2 separate regions of the Homo sapiens genome follow, and region 2 is linked to region 1. A link is a loop called in an ENCODE intact Hi-C map of the cell type or tissue named here. Cell type or tissue: GM12878. All regions are shown on one strand. Each heading gives the region's core, and the rest is flanking DNA. Links, peaks and the distances in the headings are about the cores only.

Region 1 (15,729 bases), core at 4,986-12,985:
AAATAGAACAGAATAGTTTCCAGAAACAGACACATGCTTACATAGACATTTGATTTCTGACCAAGGTGGCGCTGCAGAGCAATGGGAACCAAGCAGCCTTTTCAGTAATTAGAGCCATCTGAATGTGACTCATGTGAAAAGAATGAAACTTTAGTCCTACCGTACCCCATACACACTCAAAAAAGTCAGTTTTAAGAAGATTTCAAATATAAATGTGAAAAGTAAAATTAAATGCTTCTAGATGATAAGTGTATATTTTCATGATTTTGTGGTGGGTAAAAATTTCCTAAACCAGATATAAACAGGAAAACACATTAAAATTAGAAACTTTGATTCACCAAATGGCACTATTCACAAAAACTAGGTAAGCCACACAGGGAAAGTTAATTTCACATTTATCACCAGTGAAAGACTTGTATCCACAACATATCAAGAACTTCTAAAAATCAATAAAAAGTGCAGATAGCCCAATAAAAATAGACAAAATCCTTGAGCAGCCACCTTATACAAAATGATATTCAAATGGCCAATACATTCATTAAAATATAATTAAACTGAAAAGGGAACCCTTATACGCTGTTGTTGGGAATGTAAATTGGTACAGCCATTATGGAAGACAGTATGGGGATTCCTCAAGAAATTACAAATGAAACTACCACATAACCCAGCAATCCCTCTTTTACCAAAGGAAATGAAATCAGCAAATCATAGACATATCTGTACTCTCATTTTCATTGCAGCATTATTCACTATAGCGTATATTTGGAAACAACCTGTGTCCATCAATGATGAATGGATAAAGAAACTGGTACACACACACACACACACACATACACACACACACACATACACAATGGAATATTGTTAAGCCTTAAAAAAAAAAAAAGGAAATACTGCCATTTGCAACAACATGGATGAACCTGAGGAACACTGTGCTAAGTGAAATAAGCTATACACAAAAATAAAAAGAATGTATGATCTCACTTATATGTGGAATCTAATAAACAACAAATACATTGAAACAGAGAGTAGGACAGTGGTAATCAGAGGCAGAGAGGGGAGGAAATGGGGAGAAGTAGATCAAAAGGTGCAAACTTGCAGTGATGTAGGATGAATAAGCCTAGAGATCTAATGTACAGCATGAGGACTATAGGCGATAACATATATTTAAAATTTGCTCAGTGAATAGATTTTAAGTGGTCTTACCACAAAAGAAGTAGTTATGTGATGTGATGGACATGATCTTTTGTGTGACAGTAGTAATCATTACACTATGTATATGTGTATCAAAACATCATACTGTATAACTCAAATACATCACAAAATGGTACAGCTGTTTTGTAAGTTTGGCAGAAATGATAAAAATAGAAAAAAATAAAAGTGATATGCTTAAGCTCATTAAAAATTAGGAAAATAAAAATTAAAACCACAATGAAATATTACAGCAAACTTGCCAGAATGGTTAACTTATTGGCAAGAATGTAAAACAACTACTAGTGGAAGTTTAAATTTCTACAACCACTGGAAATTTGTTTGACCGTATCTTCCAGAGTTGAACACATGTTTACCCTATGACTGAGTAATTCTACTTCTAGATATAGGCCTATCAGAAATGCTTACCTATGTTTTACGAAAGGAAATACAAGTTTATAGCCTCCTTTTTCACAGTAGCCAAAACTGGAAATAACCCAAATGTGCATTGGTAAAAATATGGATAGACAAATTATAGCACACTGATAGAATGGAAAATAACATAGCAATGAAAATGAACAAAACTACTACTAAACATAACAACATTGATGGATTTCATACAAACATAATTTTGAGTGAAAGCAACAAGGCACAAAACGGTACGTACTGCATGATTACATTTATATAAAGTTCAAAAATAGACAAAACGAATCAATGGTGTTGGAAGTCAGCTAGTGGTTTCTCTTATGGAGGAGGATGGGAATAGGGAATGAAAAGAGATATAAGTGATTTCTGGGTTGCTGAATATGTTTGGTGTCTTGATATGGGTGGTGGCTACATGAATGCTTACACTTTGTAATAATTCTCTGAGCTGCATACTTTAGAATGCATGTTATGCATCAATGTTTATTTTTAAAACTATTTCAATGTAATTTACCACATTAAAGGATAAGAAAATATTTGATCATCTTAAAAGATGTCAAAAAATAATTCAACAAAATCTGTAATCATTCATGGTAAAAAGCTATTAGGAATATCTAGGAATGTCCTTTTGATGACAAAAATATTTATTAAAAATTTACAGCAAATATCATACTTGATAATGCAACTTTAGAAGCATTCCTATTAAAACAAGGCACAAGACAAGAATGAACACTTTCATTGTTACTACTCAGTATACAAATTTGACATCCTGGTTAATGAAATAAGACCAAAAAAAGTCAGAAATATAAATATTGGAAAGGAAGAGCCAAAACTCACTATTTTAAGATGGTAGGCATGGCTTCTCCTGGGGCCTTGGAAAAGACCTGTGCATTTGAGAAGCTCAGACACAAGTGCCTTTAGCTTCATTTTAATCTGCCCCTGCAGAGAACATTGGGTTTATTCATGATGTCAGTATATATTGCATTCTCTTCACATTTACTGTTGCTAGTTTTTCTCTCCCATTAGAATGTAGCACTTTCTTTTTTGCCTCAACACAGTGCCCATAAGAATTTTATATTTAATGAGGAAATGAAATATCTGCATGCAGTATCAGAAAACCATGTGTATTATTGGAATCCTGACACATTTGGAGGTTGGGAACCCTTAGAGTAAACGCTGATTCAGAAAAAAATCAGAAGTTATAACAAATCCTCAGCTTTAACATGTTTATCAGTAATGCAAACTAATAACTTCATGTCAGCTTGTTTGTTCCACATATAACTAGTTGACATTTTGTATCTATTCCAGTTGATGTATGCCATATGGATGAATTTAAACAGTTTCGGCCTTGCAATAATTGGTATACTTCTAATTGCATGTGAAATTATACTCTTTTTAACGAAAGATGAAACTATTCAGTGGCCACATGTAAGTACAAGGTTTTACAATGTTTTTTTCACAGAAACTTACACTTTAAATTTGTTTGTAAATGAGCAGAGCCTATTTTGGTGTTGGACAAATGCAGAGGTGATCAAAATTAACAATTCACATTTGGCATGACCACAAGTAAGGATCCAAACCACTGAACAGACCTTTAAAACTGGGACCAAAACAAACCTCAAGAAATCAAATGGTGTTACATAAAATAAAATAACTAAAATGTAGATTATTGAGATTCAGATGAAGGATGATGGTAAAGATACAAAAACCTTAAATAAATATAGATATCTCTTCAAAATAAGGATATATTGGAAGTTGGCAGGCTCACTGACACAATGTACTAGATACATTCTAGTTATCTGTGTCTCCCCAATCCTTATTCGCAGGGCCCAGAACTTAATAGATATCTAATAAGTGTTTATTGAGTGAATGTAAATACTTTTTATTTTACTATCCTCTCTGAAAGTATTCCCAGCAAAATACTCCTGAAAATCAGTAATCAGAAATTCTCTGTATGCAATAGGCAGGTTAAGTCCCAAGTCCCCTGAATATGCTGTAAATTCACCTTTTTTTCACATGGCACTAACCATTTGATTTTAAGGTAAATATTATGGATATGAAAATTGAAATGGAAAAAAAAGATGAACATATGGTCATTGGCTAAATGTGCATGGGATTCCTAGTTGCTTAAAGTTAGAAACCTATATATACCGGAACGGGGGAGACGATACACTAACACTTCAGGATGTCAAAGACCTGATGGAATTAGGACAAAGAAAGGAAGTCCCACTTTTTTCAAATTTTAAAAATGACAGGATAGTTAGGACAGATATCTGCAGTTCAGAATTTTTACACTCATAAGCATTATTGGCATTTTGGTCATTTTAGGACTACCCTTAATATTTTATGCCACCAGGTGTATTGCATGCCTTATGCAGAAGGAAAGTCTTAAGAATTCTGAGACCTATCAAGCGTACATATCTCTATTTCAAATCCTGCTTATGCTTTATTGATGTGACAGCTCAGTACATATCTGGAAGTTTTGTTTTTATAGGCTATAGGAGTAAATAAGAACACTTTAAATACTTGATTGAGTAACTAGCTGGTAGGTCTTGGAGGATATCACTCATATGCACAAACACAAAAGATATAGAGCAAAGGCCTAAGACATCACAGTATGTTCAAAGGTCAGCCTGTCCTACTCCCTGGAAGTTTATTTTGTCACACATCATGGGCAGAACCCTATCAAGCAAATTTAATGACAAGGAGGTTGAAGTATGATGGCTTTCCATACCTAAAGCTATTATAGAGGTCAAATAAGAACTAAAGCCCTATAGGGGAAAATAGAGTATGAAAAAAACCTCTATATGAGTTTTTTTTATTTCAGTTCCTAAGTTTTTCTTCAACACCAATACTGAAATATGCCATACTAGAACTCATACTCTACAATCTCAGTTGCTAGCATTGTTTGTACCTAACAGATTCATTCCCAAATGCAAGAAGTCCGAGGATTAGTAAATATGCTATTCTGGCTGAGGGGTCAGACACAGCAAGCTCTGAGGCCTTTCCTTACGGCAGACCAATTTGGAAATTACAGGATATCAGTTCCTTTCCTCCCAGGAGGCTCTTGGCATCTGTGAAAACTTGCCTATATTATTGCCAACAAGAATCTTTGTTTACCAAAAGCTACCAGGATGAGCAGGCTTTCTCAGGCATTCCACAACTATTCTTCTGAAGAAACCACTCAAGTGTTCAGGAAAGAATCAGAAAATATCTGCCCAAGTAACTTTCTAAATCTTTCAAGACAGTGAAATGGCTAGCAGCTTCTCTTGCTAACAACAGGTTCAATTTCTCTTCTTTCTCCACAAGCACACAGCTACATTTATTTTATAATAAATGTATTTGTATAATTATTGACCAAAGATAAATATATAATTAATTATAAATTACTTACTTTTTAATATTCTATTTCATTTCACATAGGATTTGAAAGAGCTTAACGAATACCTGTAGTAATATAATTAAAATATATCTAAAATGAGTAAATACTTTAAAAATGTTTATTAGCATAAATTGTTATAAGTATATAGTATAGTGATATATGTGAGGAGACTTCAAAAAGTTTGTGGAAAATGGAGTTAAAAGATGAAAAATATGAACTTTATTTCTCAACATAAGATCCACCAAGGTCAAGACACTTCTGTAAGCAATACCAGCCATTTAGTCCATCTCTAAAGGACTGAGGGTCCTGGTATTTTAACCATGTCGGTAAAGCATTTTCTTACATTATTAACTGAAGAGAAATGGGTGTCCTTTAAAGATTTTTTAAGATTAGAAAACAAAATAAATCCAAGGGAGCCAAATCAGGACTGCGAGGTGGATGCCTAATGATTCCCCATCCAAGTTCTCACAAAATTGCCCTTGTTTGCCGAGAGGAACGAGCAGAAGCATTGTTGTGGTGGAGAAGGGCTCTCTGGTGAAACCTTCCCAAGCATTTTTCTGCTAAAACTTTAGCTAACTTTCTCAAAACACTCTTATAATAAGCAGGTGTTACTGTTCCTTGGCCCTCCAGAAAGTCAACAAGCAAAATGCCTTGAGCATACCAAAGAACTGTTACCATAATATTTGGTTTTGACTGATTCAAACTTGCTATGACTGGACCACTTCCACCTCTTGGTAGCCATTACTTTGACTGTGCATTGTCTTCAGGATCATACTGGAAAAGCCATGTTTCACCCCCTATTAAAATTATTCCAAGAAATGCTTCAGGATCTTGATTCCTCTTGTTTAAAATTTTTATTGAAAGTTCTTCTTTTGTATGCAGCTGATCTAGGCACAACAGTTTGGGGACCTATCAAGCGGAAAGTTTGCTCAACTTTAATTTTTCAGCCAGAATTGTGTAAGCAGAACCAATTGAGATATCTATGGTGCTGGCTATTGTTCCAACTGTTAATCATGGGTCCTCTTCAATTAGGGCATGAACAAGATGAACTTTTTTTTCTTGTTAATTGATGTGGATGGTCTGCATGTTTCATCTTCAACATCGTCTCATCACTTCTTAAAACAAGTTATCTATTTTTTGTTTGTTTTTCAAAATGATAGATTGGAGTCTTTGTTAGCACATTGCACCCACTTGATAAGAGCAATATAGTGTGTAGATTCATGCTATGAACTTTTATCCAAGAAGGAGCACAGGAACTCAACAGAAACACTGAAACAAACTTTGAATACCTTGAAAGGAGTGGCAGACAGCAACTTGCACTATGAGTCCGTTGGAAAACTATGAGTCTTGAGAACATGAAAGGGAGACAGACTGTCTCCATGATACAAATTCCCACTTGGGAGCTGTGCAATCCAGGCCATGAGGGAGTGACTTGACCCTACCAGGAGCTGGAGCTAATTTGGTGAGTAGTGGGGAGTATATGAAAAGGAATGGCATCAGGATGTGCTTTGCATGAACTCCCAGATGTCAGTGGGGACAGAAAGAAGGCATTCCTGATCCTAACTCACAGGGAATCTTTCAGAAACTTGCCAGCTAACTCAGGCAGTGGTCATAGGTTGAGAGAAGCTCCAAACTGAGATGTGTGATCTCATCTCAAGTAAGAATGAGATGTAATCTCAATAATCTCAAGGCCAGAACCAAGAGGCAAGAAGAAAGCATGCTCTTGCTACAGGTCCAAAATTAGGCGCCCCTGTTTTGCAGGTCATATTGGGAAGGATGTGGCTTTCAGGCCACATCCTTCTGTTTCTGTCTTGGTTGGGAAGTTTTGCATTCTGAGCATGAACTGTCTGGAACTCAGCTGGCTGTTTCAGCTTTCTGCCAGCAGAAGTTTGTGTATGTGAGACCTACTGTGCCAAAGGCATGGGAGTTGGGTGGGTCTTACTGCCACCTGCTACCCCTTTTCCCCATACAGACACTTTTGTGCAGCAAAAGTGGTTGTACCCCTCCCCGCATCATTGTCCCAGTGGCCAGGGAGCTGCCCTCTGACCCCCATCAGGGCCACCATTTGTACCCACACTTGAGGAGCTAGAGCACTGACTTGCCTGATCCAACCCTCACCTGGCTTTGCCCTTCCACTCGCTTTGGTAGCAGAACATGGACAGGAATTTTTGAGAGTTCCATGGGCTCACCCATTGCCTAGGATATCTGAGTATTTACCCTGGGTAATATAGACCAAGCATAAATTCCACAGCTGCCACTGCAGCTGGCTCTCTACTGCACGCACCACATCCTGGCCAGAGGTCAACTGGCCTAGCCCACTACAATATCTGATGGCACAATAACAGCACTCAAGAAGAAAAAGGCTTTTGCATGATCTCAGCTAACACTATTGACTGCACCACCAAAGCTACTCAGGAGGCCTTGAGCCCATTCACATGCCCAACACATTACTACTACATCTAACAATGGAGAAAGCCACAATGCCAAGGCTATTTACAACCAAGGAAATCTTACAGAGTGTAAGCCACTCCCGTGCCACCATCATTAGAGCTGGTACTTGAACCTGCCACTGGGAAACCATAGGATGGGTCAGCCTGGTCCAGCTCCACTCAACATCACCTCTGGAGCATAAGAGTGGAGTCCAGGCTACTGCACATCTCACAGACCACTCCATAGCCTGAAGCATCCGAGAGCTTCTCCAGATGGCTGACTAGAGATTATCAGTGACAAATTCTGGGAAGGAAAAACCAAAATTACACTTGGATGATCACAGCGCAAATGGAGTATTAAGGGGAGAGTGCTGGAGCTTTTTGGAGAGTTCACTGGAAAAATCTATGATACACAAAAAAAGAAAGAAACAAGAAGCTGGTAGAGCTTAAACCCCAAGAGACAGAGCATTCTGTGGAAAGTGAATGGAATGCTTTCAGCCTCTGTAGGCCTTGTGGCAGCCTGCTGGTATCCAAACTCAAGGAGAGCTTATTTGGACTTGTAAGCCCAAGTATTGGATTGGCCTGTGATTTGGGGGCTTCTTAAGGGCATTACACTGGGCTACCAGCTTGTGCATGTTCCTTCCTTTCCCCCTAGACCTGAGCTATAGAAGCAAGTGCCATACTGGATGTGCAATCATTATGGGACATTGTTCTGCTATGGGACTTTCAACCCTTGTGTCTTCACATCCCCAGATCACTTGCTGACATTTCCCAGCATCAGCCTGGATTGCGGCAGACCCGCGAGGTGATGGCTAGAGCCAGAGGAGCATCAGGATTCACAGTAGTCTTGCTCTCCAAGACTGCCACTCCTGGGGGAAGGAGGAGTGTACCACATCAAGGGAGCACTCTGGGGAACAAAAGAAACTAGAATGTGGGCTTTTCTGTGTCCCAGATCTTCCCACTGTGGGCAGGAAGCACCTGCACCTCCTTCAACAAAGGCACGGGTGCAGTCTTGGGCTTAGTAGGGGAAGACTGGTTCTGCCCTAGCAGTTGAATAGCCCTGGTGCTTATAAAGGGACTTTTCATACCTCTCACCATTTTGCATAAAGGGACTTTTTATCTCTCTCACCCACCACTGAAGACACCACCAGAGCTTCTCCCATGGGAGCTTGGCAAGGGTGCACCTGTAGAAGGCTTTTATGGAACATTCTGAGGTGACAGCATCACCATAGGAGGTGTGCCCTCTGGGTTCAGGATTGCATGAGGAGTGGAGTCCCACTCCCTCTATACAAGAAACATCAGCATTTCTGCAGATGGACGAGGTCCCTGTCTGATCTGAATATCCAGAGTACTAGGACAAGGGTGTGACAGGGAGTTTGATCACTTTCCTCCTGGCCTGGTACTGGAAATAAAGTGGCTGTTTCCGTCCCCCCACTGCAAAGGCGTCAGTGAATTTCACCAGGAGCTCCCCCAGCTGCCTCATCAGGGATAGGGCTTTTGCTCACCAATGGGGTATTGAATATACCCACCTGCTTCAGCCACAGCCAATTCTTACCCACAGGTGCCTCCTGCTGGCCTGAAGGCTAAACTGCTCAACCCAGTTTAAAAAAAAAAAAATGGAATGCACACCACTGGGGAACAAGATAAGTTTCCTGAGAACTCTGCCATTCTGACCCCAAAGGAGACAATAAGCCTGCTCATACACCCAGTACATCACTACTATGAGCAACATCTGAGAAAGCTATAATATAAAGATTCTCTATAACCAAGGAACTCATACAGTGTCTTTGCCACTGAAAGCACCACCCAGAGCTGAAGTTAGGTCATCATAAACTGTACATTATTGTCACATCCTCAAGGTATAAAAAGAAAACTTAGTCCAATCAAAAAATAAATTCAAAAATAATGAAAAGAAATAGTCTATCCAGATGAGAAGAAGCCAGAAAAATAATTCTGGCAATATAGAAAAGCAGAACCTTGCAACACCCTGAAAGGATCATATTAACTCTTCAGCAGTGGATCCAAACCAAAATGAAATATTTGAAATACCAGATAAAGAATTCAAAATATTGATTGTAAAGTTGCTCAATGAGATCCAAGAAAAATTTTAAATCTAACAAAAAGAAATCAAAAATAAATTCAGGATAAGAATGAAAAATTTTCCAAAGAGATAAATACTTTTTTAAATAAAACAGAACATCTACAAATGAAAGACTAATTTAGGGAATTACAAAATGCAGTGGAAAGTATTAACAATAAACTGTACCAAGCAGAAAAAAATCATTTCAGAGCTTGAAGACATGGCTTTTGAATTAATTCAATCATACAAAAATAAATAAACAAAGTTTCCAAAAAATATGGGATTATGCAAAAGGTCCAAACCTAAGAATCATAGATATTCCTGGCCAGGCTCAGTGGCTCACATCTGTAATCCCAGCACTTTGGGAGGCCAAGGCATGCAGATTGCTTGAGCTCAGGACTTTGAGGCCAGCTTGGGCAACATGGCAAAACCCAGTCTCTACAAAATATACAAAAATTAGCAAGGCATGGTGGCATGTGCCTATAAACCCAGCTACTTGGGAGGCTGAGGCACAAGAATCACTTAAACCCAGGAAGTGGAGGTTGCAGTGAGCCAAGATCATGCCACTGCACTCCAGCCTGGGTGACAGGGTGAGACTCTGTCTCAAAAGAAAGAAAAAAGAAAAAAAAGAATCATAGATATTACTCATAGATATTCCTGAGAAAGAAGAAGAAAAAGCAAAAAGTTTGGAAACCTATTTTTGAGAGAATAATTAAGGAAAACTTCCCTAGTCTTGCCAGAGACTTAGACATCCAGATTCAAAATCTCAAGAACTTCTGGAAGATGCATTGCAGAAAGGACATTAGGAAGGCATATAGTCATCAAGCTACCTAAAGGCAACATGAAGAAAGAATTCTAAGAATAGTGAGACAAAAGCATCAAATAACTTAAAAAGAAAAATCTATCAGACTAACAGCAGATTTTTCAGTAGAAACCTGACAATCCAGAAGGAATTGGGGTCCTAGCTTTAGTCTTCTTAAACAAAATAACTGTCAGCCAAGAACTTTGTATCTTGCAAAACTGATTCATAAATGAAGTCCTTCCCAGATAAGCAAACACTAAGGGAATTTGCCACCATTAGATCAGTCTTGCAAAAAATACTCAAAAGAGTTCTAAACATCAAAACGAAATATCCATATGCACCAGTATAAAAACACTTAAAAGTATAAAACTCACAGGGATTAAAAAACAGTAGCACAATGGAAAATAAAAGCAACTAGGTAACAATCAACATGATGACTGGAACAGTACCTTACATATCAATATCAACTTTGAATGTAAATGATATAAATGCCCCACTTGAAAGATATCAATGGTGGAATGGATTTTGAAAACACAATCCAAATATCTACTGCCTTCAAGAGACTAGTAAAGAGTCTTATAGACCCAACGATATAAAAATACCAAATATATATGCACGTAATATCAGAGTTACCAGATTCATAAAACTACTAGATCTAAGAAAAGAGAAGACACCAATATAATAATAGTGGGGGACTTCAACAGTCCACTGGCAGCACTAAGCAGATCATCAAGGCAGAAAGTCAACAAAGAAACACTGGACCTAACAGACATTTACAGAACATTCTAGCAAAAAAAATTGCATAATATACATTCTTCTCATCAGCACATGGAATATTTTCCAAGATACATCACATGATAGGCCACAAAAAAGCTTCAATAATTTTTAAAAGGTTGAAATTATATTACATATCTTCTCAGACCACAGCAAAATAAAACTAGAAATCAATTCCAAGATGACTCTCAAAATCATACAAATACATGGAAATTAAACAACCTGCACCTGAATGAGCTTTGGATCAATGATGAAATAAAAATGGAAATTTAAAAATTTTTTGAAATTATTGATAACAATGGCACAAGTTATCAAAATCTCTAGGATATCACAAAAGTAGTGCTAACAGGGAAGTTTGGGCCAGGCACAGTGGCTCACACCTGTAATCCCAGCATTTCGGGAGGCCAAGGCAGGTGAATCATTTGAGGTCAGGAGTTCAAGACTAGCCTGGCCAACATGGTGAAACCCCATCTCTACTAAGAATACAAAAGTTAGCTGGGCGTGGTGGTGGGCATCTGTAGTCCCAGCTACTCAGGAAGCTGAGGCAGAAGAACCGCTTGAATCGGGGAGGTGGTGGTTGCAGTGAGCCGAGATTGTGCCACTGCACTCCAGCCTGGGTAACAGAGCTAGACTCCATCTCAAAAAAAAAAAAAAAAAAAAAAAGATGGAAGTTTGTAGTCCTAAATGTCTACATCAAAAAGACAGAAAGATCACAAATTGAGAGCCTAGAAACATGCCTGAAGGAACTAGAAAAATAAGAGCAAACCAAAACCAAAGCTAGAATAAAAGAAATCACTAAGATCAGAGTAGAATAATGAAATTGAAACTAAAAAAAAAAAAAAATACAAAGGATCAATGAAATGAAAAGCTGATTCTTTGAAAAGATAAACAAAATTGACAGACAAATATCTAGATTAACCAAGAAAAGAAGGCCGGGCGCTGTGGCTCACGCCTGTAATCCCAGCACTTTGGGAGGCCAAGACGGGCGGATCACGAGGTCAGGAGATCGAGACCATCCTGGCTAACATGGTGAAACCCCGTCTCTACTAAAAATACAAAAAAAAAAAAAAAAAAAAAACAATTAGCCGGGCGTGGTGGCGGGCGCCTGTAGTCCCAGCTACTCGAGAGGCTGAGGCAGGAGAATGGCGTGAACCCGGGAGGCGGAGCTTGCAGTGAGCCGAGATCGCGCCACTGCACTACAGCCTGGGGGACAGAGCAAGACTCCGCCTCAAAAAAAAAAAAAAAAAAAAGAATAGAGAGGATTCAAATAAGCTCAATCAGAAATGAAAATAGAGACATTACAAGTGATTAGACGGAAATACAGAAGATCATCCAAGACTTCTACGAACATTTCTATGCACACAAACTAGAAAATCTAGAGGAAATTGACAATTTCTGGGAAACATGCAATCCCCAAGCTTGAATCAAGAAGAAATAGAAATCCTGAACAAACCAATAATAAGTACTGAGATTGAATCGGTAATTTTAAAAAATCTCCCAACAAGAACAAAAAAAGAGCCCAGGGCAAGACAGATTCACAGCCAAATTCTACCAGACCTTCAAATAACTGACATACTTAAAATATCCCAAAAAACTAAGAAAAAGGGAATTCTCTCTTACTCATTCTACAAAGCCGGTAGCACCCTGATACCAAAGCCAGGAAAGGACACAACAAAAAAAGGAAAACTACAGACCTAAATCCCTGATAAAATTAAATGTGAAAATCCTCAACAAAATACTAGCAAACTGAATCCAACAGCACACCAAAAAATTAATTCACCAAGATCAGGTGGATTTCATCCCAGGGACACAATGATAGTTTAACATATGCAAGTCAATAAATGTAATTCACCACATAAAAAGAACTTAAAACAAAAACTATATGATAGACTCAAAGGGCACAGAAAAAGCATTTGATAAAATTCAGCATCTCTTCATGATAAAAAACCCTCAACAAACTAGGCATAGAAGAAACATACCTCAAAATAATAAAAGAGGTTGGGCGCAGTGGCTTAAGCCTGTAATCCCAGCACTTTGGGAGGCTGAGGCAGGCAGATCACTTGAGGTCAAGAGTTAGAGACCAGCGTGGCCAACATGGTGAAACCCCCTCCACCAAACCTGGCTAATTTTTATCTTTACTAAAAATAAAAAATTAGCCAGGTTTCTGTACTCCCAGCTACTCGGGAGTTGAGCTCCCAGCTACTCGGGAGGCTGAGGCAGGAGAATCACTTGAACCCAGGAGGCAGAGGCTGCAGTGAGCTGAGAGCACGCCACTGCACTCCAGCCTGGGCGAAGGGAGAGAAACCTTGTCTCAAAAAAAAAAATTAAATAATAATAAAAGCTATATGTGACAAACCCACAGCCAACATCATACTGAATGGGAAAAAATTAAAAGCATTCCCCTTCATAACTGGAGCAAGACAAGAATGCCCACTTTCACTACTCCTATTCAACATAGTACTCAAAGTCCTGGCCAGAGCAATCAGGCAAAAGAAAAATAAAAAAATAAGGCGCATCCAAATTGAAAAAGAGGAAGTCAAATTATTTATCTTTGCTAGTAATATGACCTTATGCCTTAAAAACCTTAAAGACTCCTCCAAAAGACTCCCAGATTTGATAAATGAATTCAGTAAAGTCTCAGGTTACAAAATCAACATACACAAATCAGTAGCACTGCTATATACTAATAACAACCAAGCTGAGAATCAAATCAGGAACTCAATCCCATTTACAATAACTATAGAAAAAAACACCTAAAAATATACTTAACCAAGGAGTTGAAGGATCTGTACAAGGAGAATTACAAAACACTGGTAAAAAGAAATCACAGATGACACAAATGGAAAAACATCCCATGCTCGTAGATTCGAAGAACCAATATTGTGAAAATGACCATACTGTTCAAAGAAGTGTACAGATTCAATGAAATTCCTATCAAGAAACCAATGTCATTTTTCACAGAATTTACCCCAGTAACAATGACCATTATTGAAAAGTCAAAAACCCATAGACGTTGGTGAGGATGCAGTTAAATGGAAATGCTTATGCACTGTTGATGGGACGTAAATTAGAATAACCTCTATGGAAAACAGTATGGAGGTTTCTCAAAGAACTACAAGTAAGTCTACCATTCAATGCAACAATCCCACTACTGGGTATCTATCCAAAGGAATAGAAGTCATATCAAAAAGTTACCTGTACTTATATGTTTATCACAGCACAATTCACAATTGCAAAGATACTGTGATGGTTAATACTGAATGTCAACTTCTTTTGGATAGAAGGATGCAAAGTATTGCGCCTCAGTGTGTCTGTGAGGGTGTTGCCAAAGGAGATTAACATTTGAGTCAGTGGGCTGGGCACCATCTAATCAGCCAGCGCAGCTCGGATATAAAGCAGGCAGAAAAACGTGAAAAGGCTAGAGACTGGCTTAGCCTCCCAACCTACATCTTTCTCCCATGCTGGATGCTTCTTGCCCTCGAACATCAGACTCCAAGTTCTTCATCTTTGGGATTTGAACTGGCTTCCTTGCTCCTCAGATTGCAGACAGACTATTGTGGGACCTTGTGACCATGCGAGTTAATACTACTTAATAAACTCTCATATATATATATATATAATCCTATTAGTTCTGTGCCTCTAGAGAACCCTGACTAATACAGATATGGAATGTACCTAAGTGCCCATCAACTGATGAGTGGATAAAGAAAATATGGGAGATATGTATATATACACCATGGAATATTTATACACCAGCAATAAAAGAGAACAGAAAGCCAAATATACATGTTCCCACTTATAAATGTGGCTAAGTTACGGTTCTCAAGGCCATATAAAGGTCTATAATGGACACTGGAGACTCAGAAGCGGGAGGGTGGAGGGGGAGTGAGGGATGAAAAATTACCTATTGGATACAATGTACACTCTTGAAGTGATAGGTACGCTAAAAGCCCAAACATCACCCCTATGTAATTCAGTCATATAAACAAAAACCACTTGTACCCCTAAATCTATTGAAATTTTAAAATTTGATTTAATTTAAATATAAAAGTGATGCTTTTAAAATCTTTAAAAAAAATTCCATTTGTAAACTGCCTATTTCTCTGGAGCATTCTCTTCATAAACTTTTTGGTTTTCTTGTGTTTTGTTTTGTTTTGTTTTGTTTGTTTTGTTTTGCTTTTGAGACAGGGTCTTGCTCTGATGCCCAGGCTGAAGCACAGTGGCGTGATCATGGCTCACTGCAGCCTGGACCTCCTGGCCTCAACTGATCCTCCCACATCAGCCTTCTTAGTAGCTGGGACTTATAGGTGCACACCACCAGGTCTAGCTAATTTTTTTTGTAGAGGTGCCGTTTCATCATATTGCCCAGGCTGGTTTCAAATTCCTGGGCTCAAGTGATCCACCCACCTCGGCCTCCCAAAGTGCTGGGATTACAGGTGTGAGCCACCACACCTGGCCCCTCATAAACTTTTTGTAAAGCGTCAATAGTTTATGAATTCATTAGTCTTCCACCCGGGCTTTGACATCAATTTTATGCTTGTTCTTTCTTCAATTTTAGCAGAATTCATGTTTCTCTGGTAGGGGCTCTTTTCAAACTGACTTCTTATCCTTCTAAGTGCCTCAAACTAAATCCTGTTAAGACATGTTA
Region 2 (15,729 bases), core at 6,461-14,460, 150 kb before region 1:
ATAAAATAAACTATAAAGAAAAAGAATCTCTGGGCTAGCATTAGGCATTGGGATTTTTAAAAGGTCCCCAGATAATTCCAATTAAATCAAGTCTAGCCTAAAGCTGCCTCCTTACATTTTTTTTTTTTTTTTTTTTTTTTTTTTTTTTTTTTTTGAGACGGAATCTCGCTCTGTCACCCAGGCTGGAGTGCAGTGGCACGTTCTCGGCTCACTGCAAGCTCCATCTCCTGGGTTCACGCCATTCTCCTGCCTCAGCCTCCCGAGTAGCTGGGACTACAGGCGCCCACCACCACGCCCGGGTAATTTTTTGTATTTTTAGTATAGCCAGGATGGTCTCGATCTCCTGACCTCGTGATCTGCCCGCCTCGCCTCTCAAAGTGCTGGAATTACAGGCGTGAGCCACTGTGCCCTGCCCGCCTCCCTACGTATTTTAAGGTTGGCCTAAAAGTTTTTCTTTACATCGTGAACTATAACAAGTGGAGGTGTAAACAGACAGTAGCCTACCCTTGTGCCAGTCACTAAGTTTTGATCAATCAAATGTAGTCAACTGTTCAAACCGTGATCAAATAAGGTAATGTCAACCTGTAACCAATCCAACTGTTTCTCTACCTTATTTCCTTTTCTGTACATCACTTTTCCTTTTCTGTTCATAAATCTTCTTCCACCACGTGACTGTGCTGGAGTCTCTGAGCCTCTGGCTAGAGGAGGGGCTGCCCGATTCGCGCATCATTCATTGCTCAATTAAACGCCTTTAAATTTAATTTGGCTGAAGTTTTTCTTTTATCAGTACAGCTGCCGTGAAAACTAGTGATTTTAAAAATAGCATGCATCCTAGGTTAGAATGCTAAACGCCTGCGGAAAACTCAATTCTGCTGAACTCTACTCCATTTTGTCCTGTTCAATGAGAGCCTTTTTTTGAATTTGTCTTTCTCAGAGCTTTGCTAATTAAACATTTTCAAGAGAACTCAGGAAAGAAAAAGTCTTTAAGAGAATCTCTTGCAGTTCCACACTGGCAAACAAAAGGCCTGCAAAATAGTATATCCTAGATGGATCTTAGCTTTTTTTTTTTTTTTTTGACAAGCACCTAATTCAAATTTAAAAGAAGAAAAATTGTGTGTTGCATTCAATGTCTTAATAAAGTTTTCTGTCATCTCGTGATGCATTGTTCCTGTCATCAATTCTGATTTACTGCAGCTGTTTCCTGCAAAACGCAAAAGCGTAACTTCAACAAGTTTCATTTCCTATAAAGATAAAAGTACAGAAAGTTGTGGATACATCTCTGGGCAAATCTGTTACTGCAGAAGCTGATGAAAAATGGTGCCAGAGCTATTTACGCAATGAGAGCTTTCTGATGCTTTAGGGCTGGGGACTTCTCGTTTCCTTGATCTCACCTGGTTCATGGAGCAGTATCGTTCTTGTCATTGATGCTGCACCTCAGAGATTTGTTGCTACTGTATTGGCTGTTGTGGTTGTTTCCATCAAAGATGAGCAAGAATTGCTTTGAAGAAAATTTTACAACACCCAATTGTCAATGAGTTATTATAAGTGATATGACTGAACTTTAGCTCTAAGTGAATAGAAGTGTCTAAATTACACCTGCACCATCCTCTTGACTACTCACTAGTGAGATGGAGACTAATTCATCTAAATTCTCTACACTTCACAAAGGCAGGAATTCTTGTCTATGTTGTTTACTCCTATATACACAGCACTTAGTACCAAGCACATGGAAAGCTGAATTTGTTGAATTTGCTGACTGAATGTAGCCCTTTTATCTAGCTGTGTCTGTAGGCTCTAGACCTTCCACCATTCTGAGGTAATTGCTTGCCTAGATGCTCGTGCAAACCATTGAATTCTCTCTCTCCTGTCCTTCACAACCAAACAACTCAAAAGCAGAGTCTGCTTTCAGGTTTGAATGTTTTCATATCGCGTTCATTTTTCAGTGAATTACAGTCTGTCTATTCTCTCTAATACTTTTCTAGAATTGTTTCCCCAAATGCTGCCAATGACTTCTTAATTGTTGAATCCAGTGGATTCTACTCAATTCTCATTCTGTGAGATTTAACAACACTGCCCTTTTGCTTCCTTGCCTTTTGAGACACATGCCCTTCCTTAGCTTCCAAGATGGGACACTCTTAACTCTCTCTCCTACTTTCTTAGACATACACAATTTCATCTTCACTAGTTGCATTTTTTCTGACAACCAAATGTGCACATTCCTTACAAAGTGTTACCTTCCCCCAAAAACTCTCATCCATTCCCATAACTCAGTCTATCAATTTTAGGTAACTAATTCATGTAATTGCATTTTCAATCCTGTTTACTCATCTGATTTCCAAGCCTGCATGTCCGGGTATTTGCAAATTATTTCATAATGATCTCCTATCTGCAATGTAAAACTATAGAGCTGGTCCAGTCTGAGCCCGCGGTCTAATTCCCATGCACCTCCTTTTTAGCTTCCTGTCTCTCTCCCTTCACATCCTCCCCCATCATCCACACTCACAGCTGAGAGATGTATTTGATTTATTCCTTTTTCACTCTTTTTATCTAATGAAGTTCCTCATGTACTTTAAGTTTTGTCTACTCTAAAATGTCTCTAAAATCCAACTCTCCTCTTCTTTCTAGTCTTCACTTTAGGCCTAGTTTCTCATTTGCTCCTGCTGTTTCACTTATTTTATAAACGATTAATTGGAATTGTTACATCCCTACTTAGACATCTTGAATGATTCTCCAGTGCTTACCAATTAAAGTCCAGATGCCATGGACATATAAGATCCTGCATAGTATTGTTTTAACTTTTCTCTACTGCCTTCTCATTACACCCTAATTTAGCCACAGTCCAGCCTGGTTATTCAATTATTGCTCCTGAACACAAATAGAATGTTTCTGTTTTCCTCCTGTTTAGATATTGTTCCCCTACGTGGAATAGTCTTCTCTTTTTTCTCTCTTACTAAGTTCTACCTATTCTCTAAGATTCATCTCAAATCCTTCCTATTCCATGAGGTTTTCTTCTAATACTCCAATTTTATTGAGCTCCCACCTGTGCTATATTATTGAGCAATTATTTTCTCCTATGCACCAGGACATTATACCATTATTTAGCTCTTCTGGGCTGACTTATATCACTGGTTATCTTGTAAAATTATTTGTATTGAGATTTGTTTCACACACCATAAAATTTACTCTTTTAATTTTTTAAGGAGGTTTTTGAAGAAGCTCCCATACTGTTTTCCATGGTGGCTGTACCCATTTACATTCCCACCAACAGTGAGCAAGTGTTTCCTGCTCTCCACATCCCCTCCAGCATTTAGTTTCTTTCTTTGATAACAGCTATTTTAACTGGGGTGAGATGATATCTCATTGCAGTTTTGATTTGCATTTCTCTCATGACTAGTGATGTTGAACATTTTTTCATATACCTGTTGCCATTTGTATGCCTTCTTTTGAGAAATGTCTATTTTGCCCATTTTAAATCAGATTTTTTTTGTATTGAGTTGTTTGAGTTCCGTATACATTTCTGTTAATTAATCCTCTGTCAGTTGAATGGTTTGCAAATACTTTCTCCCATGCTGTAGGTCTCTTTATTTTATTTTATTTTATTGATTATTTTCTTTGTTGTCAAAAGCTTTAATCCAGCAATCTGACTGCTAGGTATATATCCAAAAGAAAGGAAATCAGAGTATTGAAAAGAGACCTGCACTGTCATGTTTATTGCAGCACTATTCACAGTAACCAAGATATAGTATCAACTCAAGTGTCCATGAACAGATGGATGGATAAAGAAAATGGGATATATATAATATATATAGGAATATTATTCCACCATAAAAATTAATGAAATCATGCCATTTGCTACAATATGGATGGAACTGGAGGACATTATGGTAAACGGAATAAGCCATACATAGAAAGACAAATGTCACATGTTCTCACCAATATGAGGGTGCTAAAAAAATGATCTCATGGAGATAGTGAATAGAATGGTGGTTAACAGAGCCTGGGAAGGGTAGTGAGGAGGGAGGGATAAAGAGGAGCTGGTCAGTGGGTACAAAAATATAGTTATATAGAAGAAATAAGTGCTAGTGTTCAATAGGGTGACTAGAGCTAATAATTTACTGTATATTACAAAATAGCTGGAAGAGTAGATTTGGAACATTCCCAAAATAAAGAAATTATAAATATTTAAGATGATGGATATCCTAATTACCCAGATTTAATCATTACACATTGTATGCTTGTACTAAAATATCACATATATGCCATAAACATGTACAACTATTAGGTATTCATAAAATTTGAAAAATTACCCCTTTGTTTTTAAATATATTAGGAAGTTGTACAACCATCACCACTATATAATTCTAGAATATTTTCACCACCCCTAAATGAAACCTAGACTCATTAGCAGTCACTCCCCGTTTTCTCCTTCCCCCAGTCTCTGGCAACCACTAATCTACTTTCCATTTCTATGAATTTGTCTATTCTGGACATTTCATATGAATGGAGTAACGCACATATATGGCCTTTTCTATCTGGATTTTTGCACTTAACATGATGTTTTCAAGGTTCATCCATTTCGTGGCATGTACTTCATTCTTTCTGATGAATGAATAATGTTTCAGTGTATGCATATACCACATTTTCTGTATCCATTCATCAGTTAATAGACATTTGAGTTGTTCCCACTGTTTGGTTATTATGGCTATGAACATTTGTATATAAGTTTCTGTGCGAGCATATATTTTCAGTTCTCTTGGGTATATACCTAGTAGTCGACTTGCTAGGTCATATGGTAACTTTATATTTAGCTTTTTGAGGAATTGCAAAACAACTTTTCAAAGCAACCACACCATTTTACGTCCCCACCAGCAAATTATGAGGGCTGTAATTCTCTAAATCCTCACCAACACTTGTTACTTTCTTTTTGATGATAGCCGTCTTTGTGAATGTGAAGCAGTATCTCATTGTGGTGATCTGCATTTCGCTAGAGTCTAATGATATTGAATATCTTTTCAGATGCCTGTCATGCACATACTGATTGGCCATATGTGTATTTTCTTTGGAGAAATATATATGCAAATCCTTTGCCAAATTTTAATTGGATTATCTTCTGATTGTTGAGGTGTAAGCTTTCTTTCTGTATTCTAAATACTAAACCCTTATCAGATATATGATTTGCAAATATTTCTCCCCTTCTGTGGATTGTATTTGCATTTTATTTATAGTATCCTTTGATGCACAAAAGTTTCAAACTGAAGAAATGAATTAAAAGAATCCTTTTGAGGAGATAATTTAATAAACAAGGCAGTTGGTGACAGAAGAGATCCAATGAATTAAAGAGGGTATGACTAAAATCTTAGAGAAATTGGAGAGGCAATATTTAACAACATTCTATAGCATTATCTAGGAAGAAGGCACTTTGCATAATAGGCGAAAATGAGAGTTGCTCCTTTTGTTGTTCATGTATGACTATTCGATAAGCAAGGAATGTGTGTGTCTATGTGCAAAGCAATACAGGGAATTAATCATTGAAGTCTACATTTTAACCAGCAAGAAATAAAGGAGGACAAAGTAAGGAGACAGAGATGGTGAGAAAGAGCAATGCTCTACTATAACTAAGACTCCTCCTTATGAGGCATCTTAATTTAGAACTATGCCTATGCTTTAGAGGACTGAAACAGGAGGAACTTGACTTAAATTATTAAGAGAATTACATTGGTTTAAAATAAGGAGAAGGAAAACTAATTTTCTTTTAAATGTACACCATGGGACAGGGATTAGGGTAGAAGCATTACATCCAGTAAATCATTTATTCCTCACCTCAACCCAACGAAGGTGGGTATAATCCTATTTTACAGAGGAAGAAATAGAGTTTAAAGAAACATCACTTCCCAAGGTCACACAATAGAGGAACTGGAATTCAAACTTCAGCCTAATTATAAAATATTCATTATTTCTCCTACTGTCTTAGGACTAAAAAGGAAAATCTCTCTATCTTCCATCTAAAGACATAACATATTACATTAACTCTTTACTTTTTTCCACTGTTTAACATCTTTGAGATCTTACAGTATCATAGGTTAAGTGGCTGAATTTTCTTTCTTGGTGTTGCATAAAATAATGGCACATCTTAACAACAATTATGTGATAGATTCAATGAACTACTCAGATATATGACTGACTTTTGATGGAAATTCTGGCAGAGATATTTAAAGAATAATATTAATAAAATAGTTTAGATTTGAATATTCACTCTCAGATGGAAAGCAGAGGCCTGGAATAGAACATCTCTAAGAGGCAGCATCTTTGTTTAGCTCTACGTTCTTCACACTTAGATGATGGTGCTTCATTCTGAAATATTCTACCTTCCAACACTTGGCAAACATCGTTTTTTACAGATCTTTCACTTTGCTTTTCTGAAAAACAAAAACATTTTATGACAGTACCCACCAACAGGACCTTTCATTAATAATGCAAAAGCTAAGGTGTGTTTGGAGGTATCCAGTAAAATCATAGAAGGATCAGGGAGGAGCAAACTTGGCCCCCAAGAGGCTAGGCCCAGACTGTACCTCCTTCACGTTTTACTCCAGAAAGCAGAAACTCATGACAGGAAGAGGAAGTGAACAGGGTGTGCATCTGATGATAGAGATCAGGGCTGGCCAGTCCTGCGTTCCCCAAACACCCTCCCCTCTGTTCCCTAATATGAGGATGGAGGAACTCCATTTCTTCACCCTATCCTCTCAACTCCAGGGGATACTATAAAAGGTGACCATTAAATAAGGGACCAGGACTCTCACCCTTTCCAATGCATGGGAATTTCCAGATCTGAGGAAGAGTCTATGAGTGAGTATGACAAGAACACAATTAGCCCCCGTATTGGACAAAATTAAATTATCATGCTGCTACTTTTAAACCAAAGATTGCTTCTTAGCCCCAGAGACCCCACAGACCCTCCCAACTCAGAGAAAGACTTGCTCAAAGGCAGGTTCAAGGATGACCTCTTCTGCAAAGCCTTTCCTCACCAACCACTGTAAATTCTTCTCTCATGGCCTGAGTGGATTTCATAATAACTGTGTATTTCACTGGGTCTGACTCTTGTCATTAGGATATAAGCTTCTTGAAGGTAATAACCATTTTTTACTCACCTCAGCATCCCCAGTCCCTGCTCATTCAATTTTCTTTGAATAACTATGTTAGACTTTGTTCTTTAAGAACTTAGTGAAATCATCAACACAATTTCCATTAGCAGCACTACCTCTGTAAAGCACTCAAGTTAGAACAAAAGTAAATATGTGCCTTATCTTCTACACAACTTTACTTTCCTTCAAATGATAAGTATGTGTGGTGATGGATGTGTTAATTAGCTGGATTTAATCATTCCACAAGGTGTACATATATCAAAACAGCATGTTGTACACCATAAATATATACAATTTTTCATTTGGCAGTATTCCAGAAATCAGCTCTAAGCACTTCAGCTTTTATCCTGTTGGCTCGGATGTTTTGAGAAGGAGGAGGTAGTGCAATTCACTATTTTTAGTTAATTCTCTTTTCTATATTTTGCTAATACCTTGTCCCCAAAAGCCAACAGGTGAGCCCCATTTCTGTATTCCACACAAAAGGCAACTCTCCTTCTCCAAACAGCTACCTGCACCAAGTGTACCTGTGACGATTCTGTCCTCTCCTCCAGGATCCTTCACTTGCCTCTGGTCCCCACATTTACTTTAACCTAAGTCTTGATGATTCTTTCTCCATATTGCAACAAAACAATGACATGTTTTGGAGTCCTCCCTACGTATCAAACATTAATAAAAGTATTCCGTACACATATCTCACTTCAGCTTCATAATAACCCTTTGGCATAGATACTGTTATTTCTCAAATTCAAAGACAAGTTGACTAAAGCACAGAGAGGTTAACTAATTTGCCCGAGATCACAAACAGGAAGAGAGAGAACAGGCATCTGTTCTGTATTAGATCCTATCATATTCTTAACCTCCATGGGTTTTACCTTCCCCGTTTGTCTTTTTAGACCTATCTTTAATCCTTACTACCTTGGCAACTTCAACATAGGCTTGTTATTGTTGATTTTTTTTTACTTTTGATTTTGAAATAATGTTACATTTACATGCAAGTTGCTGAAATACTACAAGGAGCTCCTAGGTACACTTCTGCCAGCTTCCCTCGTGTGCACATTGTATATAATCATAGTATAACTGCCTAAACCAGGAAACTGACATTTGTATAACACCACTAACTGAACCTCAGAGCTTATTTGAATGTCACTAGTTTTTAAATGCACTCACTATGCTTTGTGTGTGTATATACAGTTTATTCATCAAATGTAGAGATTTTTGTAACCACTACCATAATTGGATTTTAGAACAGTTCCACCATCCGCCAAACACTTGAGAGTATAGATCATTTCCATCACCAAAAAGAAACTCCCTTGTGTCACCCCTTTACAGTCCTACCCCATCCCTAGTCCCTGGCAACCACTGGTCTGTTCATCATCATATACTCTGTCATCTTAAGAATATTCTATAGATGGAATCATAGAGAATGTAATCTTTTCAGGTCGGCTTTTTTTCACTTAACACAACGCCCTTGAGATCCTTCAGTTCCTGTATCAATAGTTTATTACTTTTTGTTTTTGAGTAGTCCGTTGAATGGGTATATAGTTGGCTTAGCTACAACCTTTCATTTTCTTCTAGCCTCCTATAGTTCTTCTACCAGAATAATCCAGTGATTCTCAAAACACAGAGGGAGGCCTTCCTTCAATTGGTCATGAATATTAAAAAGCAGAATTCTGGATCCTGTTTGAGGTCCATTGAATCTGAACATCTGAGGGTAAGGACTAGTGTTACAATATCTGTAGTTCACATACTTCAGTGTAGATGGTGTAGTATTGATTGCTTTTTAGTTGCATTAAGCTATAATAGAAACCTATGTTTTTTTTTTTTTTTTTTTTTTTTTTTGAGACGGAGTCTCGCTCTGTCGCCCAGGCCGGACTGCGGACTGCAGTGGCGCAATCTCGGCTCACTGCAAGCTCCGCTTCCCGGGTTCACGCCATTCTCCTGCCTCAGCCTCCCGAGTAGCTGGGATTACAGGCGCCCGCCACCGCGCCCAGCTAATTTTTTGTATTTTTAATAGAGACGGGGTTTCACCTTGTTAGCCAGGATGGTCTCGATCTCCTGACCTCATGATCCACCCGCCTCGGCCTCCCAAAGTGCTGGGATTACAGGCGTGAGCCACCGCGCCCGGCCTAGAAACCTATGTTGCTTCCACTTTAATTAGGAATGGTGATGATTAACTGGCACTCTAATCACAAATTCCATTCTTCAGAGGCAATCAGTGGTATTGATATCAGACCCTTTTCTAATTAGAATAACACATGTCCAATTTTTAAAAATATGAGTGGCTTATGACATAGCATTACTAGAAATGGATTCTTATCTGTGAAATTAAAGACATCAATATTTTAGAGACATCCTAAACCCTAGCATGAACAAGATATAAGAATCTACCAATGTCTGTAGGCTTTACCCTTCCACCCTAAATTTATGCCAGATCTTTGGACCATCCATGAACTTGGAAGGCTCTGATGATAGGAGTCTATTTCTAGGAAACCTGGCTTGTACACCCAATTGAAACTTGCAGATAGAATAGTACTAAGCAGAGTACCTAAAGGATACAGAAGCTAGGAATGTGATAAGCATTTTCTACCATATTCACTTATTAGAGCCTAGAATAGTGCCTACAGTAAGTATTTGGTGAATTTCAAAATGTGCTCTATTCTTTTATCGCTTTCTAATTTAAACCAGTCACAGAACCAATTAATCCCTAACTAGTGAAATTCAAGGTCTTTAGTAGATAAATACTTTCTCTAGATTCAAAATACTTGACCCAAATGGGCATACTGTATAAGTATTGTTGTAAGATTTCCAACCACTTGTCATTTTCTGAGGTTGCACAGTGTTAGGAGAGAAGCAGAGAGATATGTCTCCTTGCCTTTCCAAGGTTCTGAGTCAACGTCTAGTTATATCAGAAAAAGGAGAATAAAAGAATAACTGTTCAAAACAAGAATTTTTTTTTAAGCAAAGATTAACCATGAAGGACACCTGGTGGTGAAATCTGTCACCATCATGTCACCATCGCTCCTCTGTACCGTACCACACTTGCCGCTTGAGGCCACTACTGAGGCTCAGATACTGCACACATGTGAGTTTCAAGCCTTTTGAAAAGCCATGCTGTGGAAGCCCCAGCCAGTCATTAATTCATGAGTGCACTCTGCCTCTGTCTCACTTCACTCTCCCTGATTGGCTCAAGTTTACCTAGCGACTCAGTCAGGCTCCCAGTCGCTGAAGGTGCCCTGCTTTAGTAGAAAAAGTAAAGAGTTTGGACTCAGACACACCTGGACAGACTCTCTACCACTTTCTAACTACATGACCTTAATCATATTGCTCACCATGCTACGACTTAGTTTCCTGTGTGTAAAATGGCAGTTAAATCTATTATGGCATTGTTGGAAGAATTAAATAAAGGTTTATGCAAAGCCAAACAGTACCCATTAAATGGCACATGATATTATGTCTAAATCAATCCTAACCTGATATTGAATGTACTACCATTCTCTACCCACCAGTGACTGAGGTTTAGAATTTATTTCTATACATTTTCCAGGAGCCCTAAGCATGCTAACTCTCCTCTTCTTATCTTTATTCTGACCCTGTTTATACCACTGGGCCTCGGTTCTTTCACTGACCCTTTCAGCCTGAGTGACCTAGCTCTCACCATTCCCCTTCCCAGAAGACTAGACCTGACTCCCTGTACCTCTAGCTGCCAGATAGAGCCTGTCTGGCAAACATGGAGTCATAATGGTTGACAGGTTGGTGTTACCCAAACCGTTGACCACAGACCAATGCTAGACTACTTTCTTTCTTTCTTCCTTCCTTCCTTCCTTGCCATTTCATGAAAATATAAATACAGAAAATGAGAATAAAGCTTGCATCGCTTCTCGGCCTTTTGGCTGAGACCAAGTATGGAGAGGAGTATGTAGTAGCAAGTAGTGACTTCCGTCTCATTGAACAGGGTATAGACCATCATGCATGCAGCTTATACAACAAGTTGTATGTGGTATGAGCTTCATATTGGTCATGCTCTATAGGACCACATTGCAACACGTAATATGCTAAGGTTGGTTTGTCAACTCTAACTCAATAAAATATATTGAAAAATTGAGAAAATTTAAACATTCTTTATAACCGATTATTCCATTGGAAAAGCTCTGCTGAAAACATTTGAAATAGGTAGTGAACTGTTTGCGTTTCATCAAGACAAGAAGCCTGTTTGATCTCAACTTGTCAAAGATGTGCCTATGAACAGAACCACTTATTTGTGTGATATCTTTCATAATTTAATGATTATAATAACTCTATGCAAAGAAAAACTGCAGGTAAGATTAAAGGGCAAAAACAAACATTAGAAGCTTAGAAAAAGAGCATTTAACAACTAGCAAGAAAGTGGTTGATGATTTTGATATTCCACATCTGCAATAAGTTATTACCAATCACCGTATGAATTTTATATTTTTTTGATGGAATATAAAATTCAGAAGAGGTCCAAAAATGGAAAATTAATCTTTCTAGAATGCATTTTTCTTTTTCATAAATAAATTTTATTGTATATATTTAAATATACAATTTGATGTTATGAGATACATATAGACAGCAAAAAGCCTCTGTAGTGAAGCAAATTAACAAATCCATCATCTCAGTTACCTGTTTTTTCGTTTTTGTTTTTGTGGCAAGAGAAGCAAAATCTATTCATTTTGCACGAATTCCATATACATTACAATTTTATTACTTACCATCCTCATAGTGTACCTTAGATCTCTAGACTTGTTCATCCTACATATCTGCTACTTTGTATCCTCTCATCTACATCTCCCATTTCCTCCCCCAGCCACTCCTGCTAACCAACATTTTGTTCTCTATATCTGTATATTTGAAATTTTTTAGCAAAAATGATATCAAAAGAGAAGAACCAAGTTAGAGGACTGACACTATCCAACTTCAAGACTTACAGTAAAGCTACAGTAATGAAGACAGTGTGGTATTGGTGAAAGAACAGACAAATGGATCAATAGGTGAAATCAGCCAGACACAGAAAAAAATATATCGCATTATCTCAAAATCCATTTTTTGATCAAAAGGAAAAAAATTATAGACAGGATAAATTGTTAGCAGTGACTACCGATGGACTGAATATGTACTTTGAAAATATGATATCACTTGTTTTGTTATATATAAGAATTTTAAATAAATATTCTGGGTTTCCAGCCGGGAGCTGTGGCTCACACCTGTAATCCCAGCACTTTGGGAGGCCGAGGTGGGTGGATCACTTGAGGTCAGAAGTTCGAGACCAGCCTGGCCAACATGGTGAAACCCCATCTCTACTAAAAATACAAAAAGTAACTGGGCGTGGTGGCACACACCTGTGATTCCAGCTACTCAGGAGGCTGAGGTATGAGAATCCCTTGAACCCAGGAGGCAGAGGTTGCAGTGAGCTGAGATCATGCCACTGCACTCCAGCTTAGGTGACAAAGCGAGACTCTGTCTCAAAAACACAAACAAACAAAAATTATGTGTTTCTGAAATTATTCCAAAATTTATTCTGTTCCTGTCAACATACCTCTGTGAGACTGATTTCTCTATTAGGGGTATTGTTAAAACAAAACATAGAAACAGTTTAAAAATGCATTATCCTCTGCAAGTAGCACTGCCATCAATCCGAGTTAAACAAATTAATAAGCAAGAAGCAAGTTTATTTAAATAGTGGAAATTTAAAGAGTGATGTACACAATGTTTATTCCAAGTGTGTATTATAGACTTTTAATGCAGGAAATCAGTATTTCCTTTGTAATTTTTGTTTAGCTACAGTTTTGGAAGAGCCAAAAGCTATGTGTAATAGTGATTATAATAGTTGTGGATCGTTGTCAGATTTGTAATTCTTTTCTGTTTTCCCATGTTGAGATGACATTTATTAAAACAATTTTATGCCTACAGATTCTAATGAAAACTCTGGGCTTGAATTATTGTCTATCTTATTTTCCTAGTTGTTTATTTTTATTATATTTTACAAATGTGTTGGTCCACAATAAATTGAAAATTTTAATGGAAAAAATGGCCTTTCTCCACAGACTGTAAAGCATTCAGCTTTACGAGCATGTTCCTAAGCTAGGGATACAAAAGAGATTATGAAATGGTACTATAACTCCTGCCCTTAGAAGTTAGAGCATGTTTGAAGAAATCACAAATCAGAACACAACATAGAAGAATCACACTGTTAATGGCACTAACCACATGATTACAGGAGAGAACAGTGCAGAAGTCTTACCAAGATTTGCTGCATGGAGATGGGTCTGAAAGGCCAACAGGAGAAGGAAGGGGATTCTAGGTTTAAAAGACACTATTTCTTTTTTCTTTTTTTATTTTTTATTTTATTTTATTTTTTTGAGAGGGAGTCTCGCTGTGTCACCCAGGCTGGAGTGCAGTGGCGCAATCTCGGCTCACTCCAACCTCCGCCTCCCAGGTTCAAGTGATTCTCCTGCTGCAGCCTCCCAAGTAGCTGGGATTACAGGCGTGTGCCACCACACTCAGCTAATTTTTGTATGTTAGTAGAGATGGGGTTTCACCATGTTGGCCAGGCTGCTCTCAAACTCCTGATCTCAAGTGATCCACCCACCTCAGCCTCCCAAAGTGCTGGGATTACAGGCGTGAGCCACTGTGCCCAGCCTGACATTATTTATTTTCAACTTTCTCTTCCTGCTGCCTGGATAACATGAATAAGGTTGATCATGTTATACCTTTCCAGACAGTAATCATGATTCTGTGGGCTTTCAAAAACAATGCTTACTTCATTTTCCTTTAAATACCTTCAAGCCTTTCAGCAATATTATTGCCTGAAATTGTCATTTTCTTAAGCTCATAACATTAATAAATCTTCAGCATCTTTTTTCTATTTTAGAAAAATATATAAAAATGTAAACCCACAAGAGAAAGAAAACTCTCAATAATACACAAAAAAAGAAAAAAGAATCTGCACTCATGCCACCAACTCTTTTAATGTATATTTAATGAGCCTTAACATGTGTGAGACACTGTGCCATACATGGAGTTGGAGGTGGGGATAGATATCAGCCCCTGCCCCAAGGATCTCTGGTCTCAAGGTACTCATTTGTACCTGAGATACAACCTAAAATAAATAACTGGAATGTGACAGGACACTTCCAAAAAATAAAACAGCACGCCACTATTAAGAATTACAATAAATAGGCCAGGTGCGGTGGCTCACACCTGTAATCCAGCACTTTGGGGGGCCTAGGCGGGCATATCACAAGGTCAGGAGATCGAGACCGTCCTGGCTAACATGGTGAAACCCCGTCTCTACTAAAAATACAAAATATTAGCCGGGCATGGTGGCGGGCGCCTGTAGTCCCAGCCACTCCGGAGGCTGAGGCAGGAGAATGGTGTGAACCCGGGAGGCAGAGCTTGCAGTGAGCCGAGATCGCGCCACTGCACTCCAGCCTGGGTGACAGAGCAAGACTCCATCTCAAAAAAAAAAAAAAAAAAGAACTACAATAAATATGTTTATCGACATGAAAAGATATTTATAGGACATTAAGCTTAAAAGCAGGTTATGAAGTATATATACATTATGATCCTAACTTGATTTTACTATGTAAAATACATACATGCGCACACAAAAGTTTACAAATCAAAATGCAAATACTATCATTAATTATGTCTGCGTGGTGAGATTGAGTGCTTTTTCTCTCCTTTTTTTATTATCTGCATTTTCCAATTTTGTCCACCTAATTTAAAAGGCATTAAAATGCAGTATGGCTCTCCCTCTCCCTCTCCCTGTCCCTCTCCCTGTCCCTCTCCCTCTCCCTCTCCCTCTCCCTCTCCCTCCCTCTCCCCCTCCCCATGGTCTCCCTCTCCCTCTCTTTCCACGGTTTCCCTCTGATGCCGAGCCGAAGCTGGACTGTACTGCCACCATCTCGGCTCACTGCAACCTCCCTGCCTGATTCTCCTGACTCAGCCTGCCGAGTCGCCACGCCTGACTGGTTTTCGTATTTTTTTGGTGGAGATGGGGTTTCGCTGTGTTGGCCGGTTTGGTCTCCGGCTCCTAACCGCGAGTGATCCACCAGCCTCAGCCTCCCGAGGTGCCGGGATTGTATACGGAGTCTCGTTCACTCAGTGCTCAATGTTGCCCAGGCTGGAGTGCAGTGGCGTGATCTCAGCTAGCTACAACCTCCACCTCCCAGCCGCCTGCCTTGGCCTCCCAAAGTGCCGAGATTACAGCCTCTGCCCGGCCGCCACCCCGTCTGGGAAGTGAGGAGCGTCTCTGCCTGGCCGCCCATTGTCTGGGATTTGAGGAGCCCCTCTGCCTGGCTGCCCAGTCTGGGAAGTGAGGAGCGCCTCTTCCCGGCCACCATCCCGTCCAAGAAGTGAGGAGCGTCTCTGCCCAGCCGCCCATCGTCTGAGATGTGGGGAGCGCCTCTGCCCTGCCACCCCGTCAAGGATGTGAGGAGCGCCTCTGCCCAGTGGCGACCCCGTCTGGGAGGTGAGGAGTGTCTCTGCCCGGCCGCCCAGTCTGAGAAGTGAGGAGCCCCTCCGCCCAGCAGCCGCCCTGTCTGAGAAGTGAGGAGCCCCTCCGCCCAGC

What was found. Hi-C counts contacts between places; a loop is a spot of excess contacts. Peaks named below come from ENCODE experiments on the same cell type or tissue, not always from the same donor. Only the 100,000 strongest peaks of a DNase experiment are listed, where the experiment ranks them.
Region 2: a loop joins it to region 1, with 3 times the contacts of the local background. A loop is called at or near these places in 1 of 110 quality-filtered maps.

What each region holds. Positions count from the first base shown.
Region 1 is chr11:60,625,367-60,641,095 of GRCh38, forward strand. It overlaps LINC00301 (long intergenic non-protein coding RNA 301), which reads left to right. Exons shown (of 7, transcript NR_026946.1): 3 at 2,923-3,042. All of the region lies in intron 4 of LOC105369321 (a long non-coding RNA gene), which reads right to left. Among named protein-coding and RNA genes, the nearest start is that of LINC00301, 17 kb to the left of the region's middle. RefSeq lists an enhancer at 8,606-8,705. In GM12878, for the core only: CTCF peaks have their summits at 8,425 and 9,002 (motif pointing left); DNase peaks (open chromatin) are centred at 6,695 and 8,555; H3K27ac peaks cover 1,040 bases.
Region 2 is chr11:60,475,942-60,491,670 of GRCh38, forward strand. No RefSeq gene overlaps it. Among named protein-coding and RNA genes, the nearest start is that of MS4A12, 9.0 kb to the right of the region's middle. RefSeq lists an enhancer at 15,083-15,729. In GM12878, for the core only: a CTCF peak has its summit at 10,161; a DNase peak (open chromatin) is centred at 10,160.